2 separate regions of the Homo sapiens genome follow, and region 1 is linked to region 2. Evidence: chromatin contacts called from ENCODE Hi-C or POLR2A ChIA-PET data. All regions are on one chromosome and are shown on one strand. Each heading gives the region's core, a stretch centred on a gene start or an enhancer-like site at or near the end of the contact. The rest is flanking DNA. Distances are from core to core; before and after follow the strand shown. Region 1 holds the start of CCNB2 (cyclin B2). Region 2 holds the start of ADAM10 (ADAM metallopeptidase domain 10).

Evidence for each region. A loop is a pair of places that touch in the nucleus more often than their neighbours do. ChIA-PET counts read pairs that join two places held with the same protein, here RNA polymerase II (POLR2A). Pooled maps may share reads with other maps.
Region 1: a loop to region 2 is called in a pooled map, with 5 times the contacts of the local background. The contact joins the promoter of CCNB2 here to the promoter of ADAM10 in region 2. A Hi-C loop is called at or near these places in 7 of 50 pooled maps. POLR2A ChIA-PET finds 5 or more read pairs at or near these places in 2 of 52 experiments (activated CD4-positive, alpha-beta T cell and activated T-cell).

Annotation. Positions count from the first base shown.
Region 1 is chr15:59,103,723-59,106,422 of GRCh38, forward strand. CCNB2 (cyclin B2) reads left to right here and starts at 1,424. Exons shown (of 9, transcript NM_004701.4): 1 at 1,424-1,570. The coding sequence starts at 1,547. RefSeq lists an enhancer at 947-1,236.
Region 2 is chr15:58,748,317-58,751,016 of GRCh38, forward strand. It overlaps ADAM10 (ADAM metallopeptidase domain 10), which reads right to left and starts at 1,391. Exons shown (of 16, transcript NM_001110.4): 1 at 1,164-1,391. The coding sequence starts at 1,218. RefSeq lists enhancers at 524-1,159, 611-740, 1,831-2,010 and silencers at 851-1,140, 1,471-1,760.

The sequences.
Region 1 (2,700 bases), core at 174-2,673, 360 kb after region 2:
TTAAGCATTCCCTTTTCCCCACATCCACGCCTACACTGTTTTTTGACTATTGTTTTTTGAGGTTTTTTTTCTTTTTTAGACAGGGTTTCAATGTGTTGCCCAGGCTGGAGTACTGTGGCACAATCATGGCTCACTGCAGCCTCAGACTCATGGGATCAAGGGATCCTCCTGCCCCAACACACGGCCCCCCGCCCCCCGCCCCCCGCCCCCCTCCCAGTACCTGGGACTACAGGTGCTCACCACTACACCCGGCTAATATTTGTATTTTTGTAGAGACGGGGTTTTGCCATGTTGCCCAGGCTGGTCTTGAACACCTGGGCTCAAATGATCTGCCCAACAGGCCTCCCAAAGTGCTGGGATTACAGGTGTGAGCCACTGCGCCCGGCCTTTTTTTCTGACTTTTTAATGATGGCCATTCTTGCAGGAGTAAGGTGGTATCTCCTTGTGGTATTAACTTGCATTTCTTCGATGATCAGTGATGTTGAGCATTTTTTCATGTATTTGTTGGCCATTTGAATATCTTTTGAGAAATATCTATTCATGTCCTTTGCCCATTTTTTGATGGCATTATTTTCTTTCTTGCTGATTTGAGTTCCTTCTAGATTCTGGACACTAGGCCTTTTTCCGATGCATAGTTTGCAAATATTTTCTCTTAATCTGTGGTTGTCTATTATTTCTTTTGATGTGCAGAAGCTTTTTAGTTTAATTAGGTCCCATTTATGTATTTTTGTTTTTGTTGCATTTGCTTTTGGGGTCTTAGACATGAATTCTTTGCTTGGGCTGATTATTAGACGAACATTTATTGAGCACCAACCATATACGACAAACGATGTACTAGGTGTTGGGAATACAATGGAGAACTTACATGAATCACCAGTCACACAAATCTCTTTTATCTTTTTTTTTTTTTTTTTGCCTTACTTGAGAATTTGGGTTTTTGAGTAAACGCCATTATTCTCTCTTTTTTTAAGCACACTTTTGCATCTCAACCACCTAACACACTGCATCCCTGAGCAACCCGGAGGGGCCGGTTCCTGCACCCAGGCCAACACAACTTAAACCCCAACACACCAGAAGAGGAATAAAGGCCAACCAACTTCCGCCCACCCACTACAAACGTCGAGAGAAATTCGTAGATGAGGCCTTGTCAAAATTCAGAGGCGTCCTACGTCTGCTTTCCCAATGAGACAGTTCCTTTTTGTTTGTCTCAGAGACTGGGGTTTTTTTTTTTTTAAAAGACTGTAGGCAGAAAAAACACCCCAACCGGCTGTTGTGACAATCAAACGTGTCTAAGAAAATTCAGCCAATGAGAGTGCGAGAGTGCATCTTGTGTTGGCCAATGAGAACAGCGACCCGTGCGCAGGGCCGCCCAATGGGGCGCAAGCGACGCGGTATTTGAATCCTGGAACAAGGCTACAGCGTCGAAGATCCCCAGCGCTGCGGGCTCGGAGAGCAGTCCTAACGGCGCCTCGTACGCTAGTGTCCTCCCTTTTCAGTCCGCGTCCCTCCCTGGGCCGGGCTGGCACTCTTGCCTTCCCCGTCCCTCATGGCGCTGCTCCGACGCCCGACGGTGAGTGTGCCCGGGGACCGCTCTCAGAGGCGAGTCCGTCGGCCCCACAGCTCCCCTGTCGCTTCTCTCATCTGCTCCGAGCTTCTCCGTCCCAACCGGGGCTGCTTTTCTCTTCTCCGGAGCTCACTGCTTCGCCCGCGTCCCTGGCCCTGCGGCCGGTCCTCTCCGGCCCGCCTTTCCCCGTCTGGATTCCGCCCTCCCCTAACCCCTCCCTGCCCCGGGGTGGGAGAAGTGTAGGAAAGCGCTTCCGAGATGGCGCCTGTCAAGTGAGCCCCCAGAGCACTAGGCCTAGTACTCAGCGAGCGATCCCCGAGTGCTCTTCATTGCTAGAGAGTTATCTACTTCCACGTTCCTGGGATTTCCCTCCCCCTTTCTTACAACTCCTTGCCAACTAAGGGACCTGTGATGGCGGCTGGGAGGAGGACTGGAAGGGTTCTGTAGGCAGTAAAGTGTACGGCGTGTTTCATCAGGCAACTGCCAGGCTGTTTTTCAGATTGTTCACATTTCTTTTTGTATGAGTTTCCCATTTATTTCGGCACGCTAAGTCTTCCATGCTACGTTCACTAATAAATGGGTTTGTCCCCTTAAAAAATTAATTTCTTTACTCAAATGTAACAGAGGTTTTTGAATATAATTTGGACCAATGTGGCAGACTGAGAGAAAAGGGTCCAAATTCATTTATTTCATCCTTGCAGAGATCAAAGTGTTATGGTGTTTTGGGTATTTTTCCTGTGGGCTTGAATTGTACCGGGACCTACTTTTTTCCTTTGCCGAAAGCTAGAGGGCCCTGACACACCTGAGTTCCATCATCTTGGCTATAAGGTTAGATAAAAGCTGCCAATTTTCCTATCCAGATGAATTTAAATTGAGTCACATTACCAGGCTTCTACCCATAAGCATTACATTTTCAAACACTTTTTCAGATTGGCAGTTGCTGCTGGAAGAAATTGAAGTGTGACTTTTGAGAATCCTAATAGATTGAATACATTTAGCATTTAATTAATATCCTTTTGTGGATCTAAGTCCAACTGACAAGTAATTTTTTATAATAATGTATTCTATAACGTTATTTAATAGTCAAAACCTTTCTGTTCAGGGAAGGCTTGAGTTTCCCTGGCCCCTCTCTCTGC
Region 2 (2,700 bases), core at 141-2,640:
TTTTCTAAATTATCAAAGGCTACAGACACTCATCCAAAGCATTCCTCAAATTTTTTCAATCGTTGCTTTTAGGCACACCTTGAGGTTTTTAAGTTTACTCTGGGGCAAGTCAAAAAGCTTACCTAAAATAAAGCACTTTAAGCAAGAATAAAATGATGCAGCTGGTCCTAGAACACACCGGAAATAAAAATCGTTGTCTTCAAAACCCGAAACAAGAAATGACATGCTTTTAGCAAATTTGACTTTCATGTGCAGGGGGGAGGGGGCACTGTTTTGACAATCCACTAACTACACTGTACATCTACTCCACCTGAAAGTTTAACGAAACTCTTCAAGTTGGGTCACCCAGGGACCGAACTTCTACTCTAAGAGACCCAATCCAGCCTACAAATCAAAGAACATCCCCAAATGGTTTACCCTTCTCCCGACCAAACCCTTTCCCCTGGGCGACAGAATGTTTTCAAGAACACCAACACACCCTCCTGTGATCTCTCTCCAAACACAGGACACAGGAAGAACCGAGGCCACTAGTCTCAGATAAGCGGGTGATGACTGCTGCCACTCCACGGGCGGCCCCTCTGCAGAATGGGGTCGGTCAGGACCGGCGCGCCGGGTAAAGAACAATACACGAGCCCAGCTGCAAACAACACAACTTCCCACGAGTCTGCGCGGCGGGTCTCGGCGGCGGAGAGGACTTCGGAATCCGCCACCGGGCAGGGGCTGGGGGAGGAATGGTGAGCAGGATGAGCGCTGAACGAGGACGGCGAGACCGCCAGCCTCGCTGCGGCTGCCTGCACCGGCGCCCGCCGAGCAGACTGGAGGGATGCAGCCACCAGCCTGGGTTCCACCGCTCTCACCAGGCGACGCGGATGCCCCGACTTCGCTTCTCTGGGAGGCGACCCCCGCCTCCCGGGGCCGCCAGGGCGGTGGGGGGCGGGGAAGGCCTCGCCGGAGGCTTGGGAGCCTCCTCGGCCCGCCACCGAAGGGAAAGCGGTCGGGGCGCGGGGGACAATAGGGAGCGGGGAGCGCGGCCCGCCAGAGTGGCGCCGCTGGCCGGCTGGGCTGACTGACGCGCACGCCGCGAGGCGCGACTGGGCTCCGCTCGGCCCGGCCGCCGCTCCGCCGTGGTCGCGGCGCCCCCGGCGCTCGCAGTCGTGCCTCACCTCCCATCCCCGCCGCCCAGGAGAGGAGCAGAATTAACACTCTCAGCAACACCATCTTCCGCTGCCGCTGCCGCCGCCGCCGCCTCCTCACGGGTTAACAGCAGCACATCGATCCGGAGGGAGAAGCTGAAGGGGCTTGGTCCGGAGCCTCCACGGGAAGCCGGGACCTCCCCTGGCAGGAGAAACGGCGAAGCACCTCCCTCTCGCTCCACTTCAGGGGCCGGCAACGCTCCTAGCTCCTCCAAAACAGGGACCTCCCTCCCCCTCGTTCGTTTCCTTCCTCCTTTCCCCGCTTTCCTTCCCTTGCTCGTTCCCTCTTCTCTCCCCCCCTCCTTCGAAACTCAGACCTCCGCCTCCTTCCTCACCACGTGACGCGCGGGCACCCAACTGGCACGCGGAGCCGCGCCCCTACCTCCCGCCCCTACCCGTCCCCCAGGCGCTTCAGGGGCGCGCGCATGCGCGCGGGGGACGGTTCCCGTGCTGCTAGGCCTGCCGCCGCTTCCTGTCCGCCGGCGGAGAGCTGGGATTGGGCTTGGGAGGCGGGGTTTGTCCTGGTCCCGCCCCGGGGCGGGAGCGCTCCTACGCGGAGATAGTGCTCCGCTACGTGTTAGAGCTGCTGAGGACCTTCCCTTGGGCTAAAATGGTCCGTGGAAGATGTAAGCAGGGCTGCTTTCGACTTCTTAACGTCACAAGTAACAGAGGTTTTTTTTCTTCTTTTTCTGCCTCTCTTGGTGCACCACAGCTACCAAGTAAACAAAAAGTCCCAACAAGCAGTAATTATAGCGGCAGCTGCCCCAGTGATGCGAACATAAATGCAAAGACCTTCAAGCAGCAGGAAAAAAAGACACCATGTCCGAGATGTAATTTTCCGAGCTCTTTACAAATTTATGTCACAGACTAAGGCTTTAGCCTTTGCAAAAGCATGCAACCTGAACCAGACTGTCTTGAATCTCCAGTCCAGAAAATGTCCTCTTTTCTCTCTGTCACATCTTTGAAGCGAATCCACGCACATCTTCTCCCCAACTTCTTAAAGCTTGTGTTTGTTTTCTCGTAACTCATTTTGATTCTTTAAACTTGGATGTCATGAACTAGAACTTTTTATGGCCATTTAATTAGATATTCTTCATCTATTTGGTATCGTGCTTGAGTAGGCCGAATTAGGGAGAGTGTGTGTGTGCGTGTGTGTGTGTGTGTATGTGTAAATTGTTTTGTTTTGCTTTCTAAAGACAAGGTCTCCGCTGTCTCGCCAGGCTGAAGTGCAGTGGTGTGATCATAGCTCACTGTAACCTCCAACTCAAGCCGAATTAGGGAGAGTGTGTGTGTGTGTGTGTGTGTGTAAATTGTTTTGTTTTGCTTTCTAAAGACAAGGTATCCGCTGTCTCGCCAGGCTGAAGTGCAGTGGTGTGATCATAGCTCACTGTAACCTCCAACTCAAGCGATCCTCCCGCCTCGGCCTCCCACAAGTGCTGGGATTACAGGCGTGAGCCACTGCGCTCGGCCTTAATGTTATTGATACTGTAATAAACTGGAATTCCTA